Linked DNA regions of Homo sapiens: region 2 is linked to region 1. Evidence: chromatin loops called from intact Hi-C (ENCODE). Cell type or tissue: A673. All regions are shown on one strand. Links, peaks and the distances in the headings refer to the core of each region. The heading gives the core; the rest is flanking DNA.

The links. A loop is a pair of places that touch in the nucleus more often than their neighbours do. Peaks named below come from ENCODE experiments on the same cell type or tissue, not always from the same donor. Only the 100,000 strongest peaks of a DNase experiment are listed, where the experiment ranks them.
Region 2: it touches region 1 in a loop (4-fold over the local background); 3 of 110 quality-filtered maps call a loop at or near these places.

Annotation. Positions count from the first base shown.
Region 1 is chr1:209,691,117-209,695,603 of GRCh38, reverse strand. The region is part of intron 1 of HSD11B1-AS1 (HSD11B1 antisense RNA 1); the gene reads left to right. It also overlaps a transcript of HSD11B1 not described here. Among named protein-coding and RNA genes, the nearest start is that of HSD11B1, 11 kb to the left of the region's middle. In A673, for the core only: a CTCF peak has its summit at 2,499 (motif pointing right); DNase peaks (open chromatin) are centred at 2,543 and 3,133; H3K27ac peaks cover 1,245 bases.
Region 2 is chr1:209,205,476-209,210,433 of GRCh38, reverse strand. No RefSeq gene overlaps it. Among named protein-coding and RNA genes, the nearest start is that of LINC01696, 120 kb to the left of the region's middle. RefSeq lists an enhancer at 2,485-2,544. In A673, for the core only: a CTCF peak has its summit at 2,594 (motif pointing right); a DNase peak (open chromatin) is centred at 2,603; H3K27me3 peaks cover 4,000 bases.

The DNA of each region.
Region 1 (4,487 bases), core at 40-4,039:
CTCTTGACCTCATGATCTGCCTGCCTCAGCCTCCTGAAGTGCTGGGATTACAGGTGTGAGCCACCGCACCCAGCCATGTTTAACTTTTTAAGAAACTGCCAAACTGTTCTCCAATGACTGTTATTTTTACTCACCATTTCCCATTGATCTCTATTTCAATCAATGGCTTCACCATCCGTCTAATTAGTAATCCAGAAACTTAGGAGTTCTTTATTCCTCCCTCTCCATATTCCATTAATCACCAAGTACAGTCGATTCTACCTCCTAAGTATCTCTAGAACCATCTCCAAATCTTCACCCTTTGTGACCATCTGTGTTAGTCCACTTTCACACTGCTATGAAGATATACCTGAGACTGGGTAATTTATATAAAAAAAGAAGTTTAATTGACTCATAGTTCTGCATGGCCAGGGAGGCTTCAGGAAACTTACAATCATGGTGGAAGGCTAAGGGGAAGCAAGGCACATCTTACATGGTGGCAGGAGAGAGACAGAGCAAAGGGGGGAACAGCCAAACACTTTTAAACCATCACATCTCATGAGAACTCACTCACTATCATGAGAACAGATGAGATTATGGGGGAACCCCCATAATCCAGTCACCTCCCACCAGGTCCTTCCCTCCTCAACACCTGGGGATTACAATTTGAGATGAGATTTGGATGGGGACACAGAGCCAGGCCATATCCTAACTCAGGCCACCACTGTTTTCTGCTTTAGTGACCTCCTCACATTTCTCTGGCCACCTCACCTTCCCCAATCTATTAATTTTTAAAACAAGCTTGTGAAATATTTGGTATTCACAAAAGAATATAGGAAAACATGAATAACGTATAAAGCATAAGTATGAAACAAAAGCCTCATGGCTCACCATCCAACTTAAGACATGAATATCCCAGCACTGTGAAGTTCCCCTTGGGCTCTAATCCATCCAGTTCTTCACACCACAACTGATCAGCACATTTCTCTGCTTCAGAAGATTCAGTGGCTCCTTATTGTCTTTAGGATAAAGTCCAAACTACCTATTACAGCTTTACAAGTTCTTCATTATTTTTGAAATTCTTCCCCAGGAACCTCCCCTTGCCCCAATTCCTTATCATTCAGGTACTGCTCTTCAAAGTCACACCTTCAGGGAATGCTGGGGACCAGAAAAAGTGCTCTCTGAACCCTAGGCATTTCTCTAATCATTGCACTCATCACTTTTTACTCCTAGCCATTCACTGTCTGCCTTTCCCATTAGATAGTTCTGGGAAGGCAGAGACCATTTCCACCTTGCTTGCCCCTGCATCTCCAGAGTTAGTACGGTGCTTGGCACAGGGTAGGTGCTCAGTAAGCATTTTTTGAGTGTGTAATGGATGAACTGATTCTTATACATCCAGATACAGATGTCTGGTAGGTATTTGGAACTCAGAAGAAAGGTCCAGGTTAAAGATATAGAATTGGGAGAATTAAATCATGGAAGTTAATGTTGCAACCATAGGAGTAGATGAAGCCACCAGGGACAGAGTGAAGGCTAAGAGGGAAATCTTACACTCATGTTTGAGGGTTGGGCGGAAGGGGAGGGCCAGCAAAGGAGAACAACGGTGAGCTGGGAGCAGGAGGACAGAGAGCACAGAACCCAAGGGAACAGGTCTCAGTGAGATGGGAGAGGTCAAGGAAGGTGAGAAGTGCCAAGAATACAGGGGGTCTGGCATAAAGGAATCATTGGAGATCTTTGCCTGAGAGTTCCAGAGGAGCTAAAGTGGAAATGCTGTGAGTTGAAGAGTGAAGTACCTGAGGGAATGCAATGTTTACTGGTCCACAATTTTGAGGCACTTGAGAAGCATGGAGATCTGAAAGAGGGTTTTGATTTGGGGGATAGAAATGAGTTAAACTTTCATTCAAATGCTCAAATGCATTGAGCATTTGTGCCAGACAGTGTGCTGGGCTGAGCATCCTTTCTGTTTGTGGGAAAGATCCAGTAGAATCTAAAAACAAGATCACTGGAAGGATATGATTTATGGAGTCATACTCCAGATGATATGGCACATGGCTCTGGAAAAGGAGACCACTTCTTTTGAGAATCGAGGAAGTAGAGGACGGGTGGATATTGAATCCTTGCCTTCTGCTTCCAAATTCAGTGAGCTTTTTAGTCTAACTTGTTTCCTTCTTTGCATTTTTTGGAAAGCAGCTACATGCAGCTTCCCCATCTATTCATATCTCCTGGGGGAGGGCCAGGAAGAAGAAGGTGGGAACTTAAATTCTCAAATGTCTCCTCTTCCTCAGTATTGACCACAGCATATACCTTTCATTTTCATTTCTGCCTTGTCCTGCTCCCTCCTAATCTTTATATATTCACAAATTTAAGGCAAGAAAGTTTTCCCAGGCTTCACTTTGTATTTTATATCTGATGGGAGGATTCATGAAATTTGAGGGTTTGGCAACAGTCTCAAAAAACTGACCTAATAGGGAACTGAACGAGAATTTCTAGATTTAGGATGCTAAGAATTTTAACATGCTTCTGCCAGCAGAGGGAGCCCCAGGAGTGGGAGAGACAGCTCGGATGGCTACTTAATTTCTGGCAATGCCGTCAGCAGTCCAGAGGGATTTATGGGTTAACTGAAAATAAAAGAGAATGAAGGAGGGAGGGAGAGAGACTTAAATATACAGAAATAGTTACACACACATAAAATACATGTAAACTGATTCCCTTGCTCCTCCTAACACACACTCCTGATTTCCACTCTAGTCCAGTGATTCCCAAACCTCCATGAATCATCTGGGGGAACTAAGGGCAGATCCTTAGACCCCACCAAATCCTGTTGAGTCTGGCTTATTAAGGGTGGGACCTAGGAATCTGGATTTTTTGCAAAGTTCCTGACAAAGATTTTTCTGGCCAAACTTTAGTCAGGCTCCTGAACCTTCTAGGCCCATCTGGGCACTTCCTTGTAAAATCCAGTTTTACAAAGAATCCTGCTAAGTCAATTTAGCAAGAACCGAGCCCCCACCCCCCCCCCCGCCATTTTAATACCCGATTCCTTGATCTCTAATTGGTTTTTTCATTTGCCATCATCCCCCAGGGGGTGCCTGACCACCCTGGCCTGTCTTCAGAAATAATCCTGTTTCCTTTCAGCCAGAACCCTCCTTACCCCAACCTTGATGTTTCCTCTTAGAAATTTTCCATCCACCAGTCACCATCCTGCTCTTTGAGTGTAAATTATCACTCACTTCCCATGGTGTATTTGGAATTGAGTCCAGTTCTTTACTGAGATCTCTTTTCCTCCATTGCAATAGTCCCGATTAAAACCTGTTTTTACCACTTTAACTGCTCTCTAGCTCTGGTTTTCTTTGACAGTCCCCAGGTGATTCTAAAGTAACCTGTAGACATACCGGTCCGAACTTCTACTTTGGGTAATTAGGTAAATACTTTTAACTTTAGCTTGTTAGAGACTTAATGGCTCCAGACATCAACATGCTGACTGGTTGGTAGAATGTATTCCCTGGGAGACTGCTGTGTTATAACTGAGCCATTTCCTTTTTTTTTTTTTTTAAATAAACTAGTTTTTACATTTATTAATATAATACATGAGGAGGGCTTAAAAAGTCACCTAGTACAAAAGGTTTACAACTAGTGACAACAATCCTTGCTCTTTCCTTTCTCAGCCCTGGTCCCACTGACAGGCAAATCGCTTTTAAATCTTAATTTATTTTCCCCTGAAAACCAACTCCACATTTGTAAACGATGTGCTTTTACTGCTATTTGATTTTGCAATTTTGGAAATTACTTATTCATTTCCTGCTAAGGAATACTGGGATTTTGCGTTTTTACAACACACAAACACCCATTCCCTTTTTTCTAGATTCCTAATATTATAATAACACAATTTTAATTAAATCAATAGTGTTTGTATTATTATGATTAATTGTTTACAGCTGAACAATATAGTATACTATGATGCATTTCTTTTCTTCTAGTCTTCATTGAATTCCTGGGAGTTAATAATCACTTCATTTTGATTTGTTTGCTTTCTTAGTTGTACAGGTCCTTCAAACCCTCTGACAAGAGATATAAAATTCAAATAAATAGGTCAAATTAATTGAGTAATCTATGAGCTCCTTTATTTTTTTCTTGGAGACATTTTACTGAAGACTTTAGTCCTCCTGTTCCCTGAATCTGGGGACTTTCCTTTGGGAATGGGAACTCCCGTTTTTCTCTTTCTTGATTTACTTCCTCATGTATGATAAGGAAATGTTTTGAGACCTTGTATGCAGGAGTGATGTTTCACATTTTTAACATCTTTAAGAGGGCATTAATCCATCTGACCCCGGCCAAATAAAGGACAGTGTGACAGTTCTGGTCAGCCCCATCCGCTTGTCCTTGTATTACCTTCTCCTTGATTGTTTTTTGGCCGGGTAAGGATTTCTAGGTAAGTTTTCTCTGAGAATTGGAAGATGTTGCTGTCTTGCCTTTCAGTTTCTAGCTTCCAGTGTTGACACTGAGAGGTCCAA
Region 2 (4,958 bases), core at 345-4,344, 490 kb after region 1:
CACAAGCTTCTATCTTCAAAGGAGCCCGGCATTATTCTGCAGAAGATGAAACCAAGGCACAGAACTGTAAAGAGACTTGCTCAAGGCCACACAGTTCACAGGCCCAGCTCTTCACTTCTAGGTCTCTTGCACCTTCCATAACATCATAGTATATCTAAAGTGAAGACCACAATTGGGAGCTCAGGAAAATAGGACCAGATAGGAAGAGCAGGGCTGGAAACTAGGCAGAGAAGTTAAGAATGAATAAGGCAGGAATGGAAGGCTATGGAAGATTTATAGGGAAAGGGATGGGGGTCAGGATAGAATCAGTGTTTAAGGATAATTTCCCAGAGATCAGCTGCAGGAGGTTTCTTTTCCTTACCACACGGGGGAAGGAAGCTGCTTGTTGCAGAACATCTCAGGAGGAGTGTTTCCGGAGATCTCTCCTCCTGGGCTCCTTCTCTGTGAATCCCTTGCTGATGAGCAGCACAGGCAAACCTGCAGAGAGGGTCTGAAGCCACCCAGTCCCTTCCTTACTCAGGGTGGGGTGGAGTGGAGCTGTGGAAAGACCCTCTGTCCTGCTCAGGGACCTCAGCTGCTCCTCAGCTTTCACAGTGATAACCCATTCTCCCTGGCGCCTTGGTGCAGCAGAGGAGGCAAGCACTATATAAATGCTAAACAGATGAGGCCGTGCTTGTCCCAGGAATAAATACACCATCCACTCCTGCTGTCAGTTCCGTACCTTTCATGAACACAGACACATCTCCCAGGAAGGGGAAAATGGTGGTGTCACTTCTCTATTTATTTTTGTGATTTTATCTCAATCATAGCAGCAGAATGTTGCTGCTTGTTCTATAGCGGAATGTTCTATTTTTTGTTGGTTTTTTCTTTTTTTTTGGTGTTATTGATTTATTTTTTTTTTTCAGAAGGACTTTATGGTTTGTTATTTTAATTTCCTGAATTCACATTCAGAAAATGGGATGTTTTCTTCTGATTGCCCCTCCAAAATAACAACAATAATAACCATCATTTGTATAGTGCCCTCACAGGCATTATCTCATAAAAATTTATTAGACCTGGACTCAGATGAAATGGATTCCTGTCTTGATTTCACCGTCTACTTGCTGTGTGACCTTGAATACATGACTTGGCCTCTCTGAGTCCTAGTTGATTCATTTGTATAATGAGCATCGTGAGAGACCTGTTTTTCCTAGCACAAATGCTTGTGCGAGGAGTAAATGGGATAATTTATATGAAAACTTGAGATAGGTATTGATTTTTAGATGAGAAATTTGAGGCACAGAGAAGCTAAGTGGCTTACACCAAGTGCTGTAGCTTATAAGCAGCCCAGGCTACATATAAACACAGGTCTTCTGATAACAAGTGATCTATCCATGAACCTGCAGCTTTGAGTGATGACTGAGACTTGGAGATGGACATGGAAGCCAATATTACAAAATGGAATCACAGTTAGCATTTATTAACACTACATGTCAGCCACTCTTCAAAGAATTTTTCTGAATGAATTCATCTAGTCATAATAACCCTATAAAGCTATCTCATGTTCATTTTACAGAGATTAAGTCATTTCCCCAAGATCACAGGAGCAGTAAGTGGAGTCATCTAAATTTGCACACAGACTGACTGCAGGACCTGTGTCATTAACCACTACCTTATCCTGCTTCTCTCAGATCACTCCTGTTCCATGCTACTGCAGGTCAGAGCGGATCATTTTCCAAATCAGCTCCAGGGGAGGTTGGGACTCACCTGGCCTCTAGGAACCTTTAAAAGAAGGAAGAGACTGGGGTGCAGGAGTATTGGGTCATTTCTCTGTGGAAACTCACTTCAAGGTCTGTCCTGGGGCTTAACTCTCTAGGTCTGTGATTCTCACACTTGCCCACATCAGAATCTCTTGGAGGGCTTGTTACAAGGCAGATGACTGGGCTCCATCCCTGGAACTTCCATTCTTTCAACCTGGGGTGGGACCTGAGAGTATGCATTTCTAACAAATTCTTAGGTGACGTGGATGCTGCTACCCAGGGACGGCATTCTGGCAAACAGTACCCAAAATGACAAACCATGGGACGACATCTGGGTCCCAGGTTCTGTATAAGAAAGAACTCGATCTGGACCCTAGAAAAGCCAAAAGCCCATTCGCGGGGTCTCTGTGAAAATGTTTAGCGCTCAAAAGAGCTGGGGGTGTCCTCCCCGGGCCACAGCTCCTCCGCAAGGGCGCTCACTGGGGCTGGCCGTGAACTGCGGGCTGAGGGCAATGGGCTCTGCATTATGGATGGATGAGCTCCGAAGCCCCCGCTGCAGATAAAGTAAACACACAGCCGCTGCAGCCGCGGGAAAGCCCGGGACCCAGCCACCCAGCCACCCAGCCCTCCCAGACAGAACTTTTCCTTCAGCTGTTGTTGTTTTCCTCTGCTGCTGCCTTCTCATCGCCTTGTACTGACAATAGTCGTAAATAACCGCAGTGCTGTAGAGAAATCATTTTAACAGGAGAGAGTCAAATAAATACATTAGACCTGACAGCTTAACTACGCGGAGTCCATTTGTATGTGGTGGCCGGCAGCTTCCCGAGGCTGACGGGGAACACAGAAGCCACAAGAGGGAGCGCCGAGCTCGCTGTGAGTCAGGCCGACGGCGGGCGGCCTCCCGAGCCCACCCCAAGCCCTGGAGTGGAGGCTTCCGCCTATGCTGAAACAAAGCTTTCAGGCTCCGACTTGCGTGGAAAAATAATGCCAACTCCTGCCTCCGTTCCCCAAGCCTCCAGAGTAATGATTTGGGGTTTAACTCGGCTGGGGGTTTAGGGTTACAGCTGGGGTTGAAGTGGTAGGACCAGTCTCCTGGCCCTGTGTCCCCCCCAACGAGGAGTGGAAGAGTCACCAGTCACAGCAGAAGCACCAGATGTTCATGCGTGTGCCACCCACATGTTCCTTTTCTGGCCCTGGTTTCCAGCAATGGTAGTTTCTGCCTAGCTCAGCTGATCCGGCAGATCGTGGAGCTTCTAAGCTCGATTCTCTGATTCCCAGGAGTATTTATCTGCCTCTTTTCCTCCCTGTGGGTGAGAGCCAAGGTGTCCTGATTCTCAGGCTGCTCACTCTTTCAGGAAGTGCTGAGGCTCGGTCACCAGGAAGGGCATGATAGACTCAGGGTACCAACTTCCTCTGGGCAAGCAAGCATCCATGGAGTGGATTCACAGAGTCTCGTGGGCTGGCTGTGCTCGGCCTGAAGCCCTCTGCTTCCTCCTTGTCAGGGCTCAGCAGCCTGTGAACTAGAGGGCTTCTTTTGTGACTGAACTGCACACCAGCGAGTGGGAGAGGAGCTCTCGGTGCAGAGTTGCCTATCTTGGGTTCAAACCTGCTGGCACCCAAACATCTGGAGGTCAGGGATGGGGAGGGCAGTGGGAGAGGCAGTCTTTGCATCCTCCGAGTTCTCACAGAGCTGGGTCTTCAGAAGGGGACAGAGAAACATAACCAAATGCTCTGCTGGCTAGTTGGTGGAGGTTTGATTTGTCTTTGCCGTCTTGCTAGGTCCCAGACTTCAAACTCCTTGTCAGCATGGACTGGATCTTAGTTGCTATTAAAAACCTAGAACCTAGCCGAATACTCACTACGTGGCAGTCTTTTTGTCAGTGCTTGATTATAGGGGACACATTTTAGAAATACTTACTAGTTGTCTTTGAGTCTGTGGTCATGAGGAGAATATTTCATATTCTCTAAAGGAAGTGTAGATATGACAGGTCAGATATAAAGAAACACTTGCTGACAATAAAATTATTAGATGCTATGGTAAATTCCGAAGTAGATTGTTGTCCGTATCTTGGGGACAGATTGGATCAGACCATGTCATTGTCTCCTTGAAGCTGGTAATATTTCCCTGTGGCTTTGAATGGAGCTCATGGTGGAGTGGGCTCCTATAGAACTGTCTGCTCAGCACTATCTTTTTTTTTTTTTAATTTGAGGATTTGACCCTCTGTCTATCCATAGGCTGCAGAATAGTAGCTGCATGAAGACATCCCTCCCCCAGTGCCCAGTTTTCTTATATTGGTTGAGGACTTGGCAAAGGACCCATGCTGGTTTGAACATTGTAATGCCCCATGTCCATAGCAGATTGTTCCATAGATACCTGACATAACCTAAGTTGAGTTAAATTCTTCCCTGGGAATTTTGGCACTGAAATGGGTAAAAAGAAGTCACTTTCTCTTTGCATTCCTTGAATGTAAGACTGAAAGCCAGGGTGCGTTGGCAGCCATGTTTCTCATTTTGTGGACAAGAAAAGTAAATGAGAAAGCATTTAAACAACACACGTACATATCATGCAGAGAAAAAGACAGGCAGAGAGAGAGAGAGAGAGGAGCAGAAATTTGTGATATCTAGATGACTGGATTACTGACAATATGCAAGTCTCTGCTTCCAGTTTTTTCCTTTTTTTTTTTTGAGACGGAGTCCCGCTCTGTCGCCCGGGCTGGAGTGCAGTGGTGCTACCTCTGCTCACTACAAGCTCTGCCTCCTGGGTTCACACCATTCTCCTGCCTCAGCCTCCCAAGTAGCTGGGACTACCGGCGCCCGCCACCATGCCCAACTAATTTTTTTTTTTTTTTTTTGCATTTTTAGTAGAGACAGGGTTTCACCATGTTGGCCAGGATGGTCTCGATCTCCTGACCTTGTGATCCACCCGCCTCAGCCTCCCAAAGTGCTGGGATTACAGGCGTGAGCCACCATGCCCGGCCTGCTTCCAGTTGTTTCTGAAGCCTAACTGTATCCTTCTTCCTGAGTCCTGTGAGACATCTTAGCACTTCTATAATAGTTTTTCTTAACAATGAGAACAACTCTCCCTGTCCCAAACCTGAGCTCCAGCCTGGGTATTGTTACTTGCAATTAAAAGGACTCGGCTAACTGTAGCATATAAAGCAATTGACAGTAAGATCAACTGTTGTAAAACAGTTGTAAAACCAACTTTTACAACTCTTA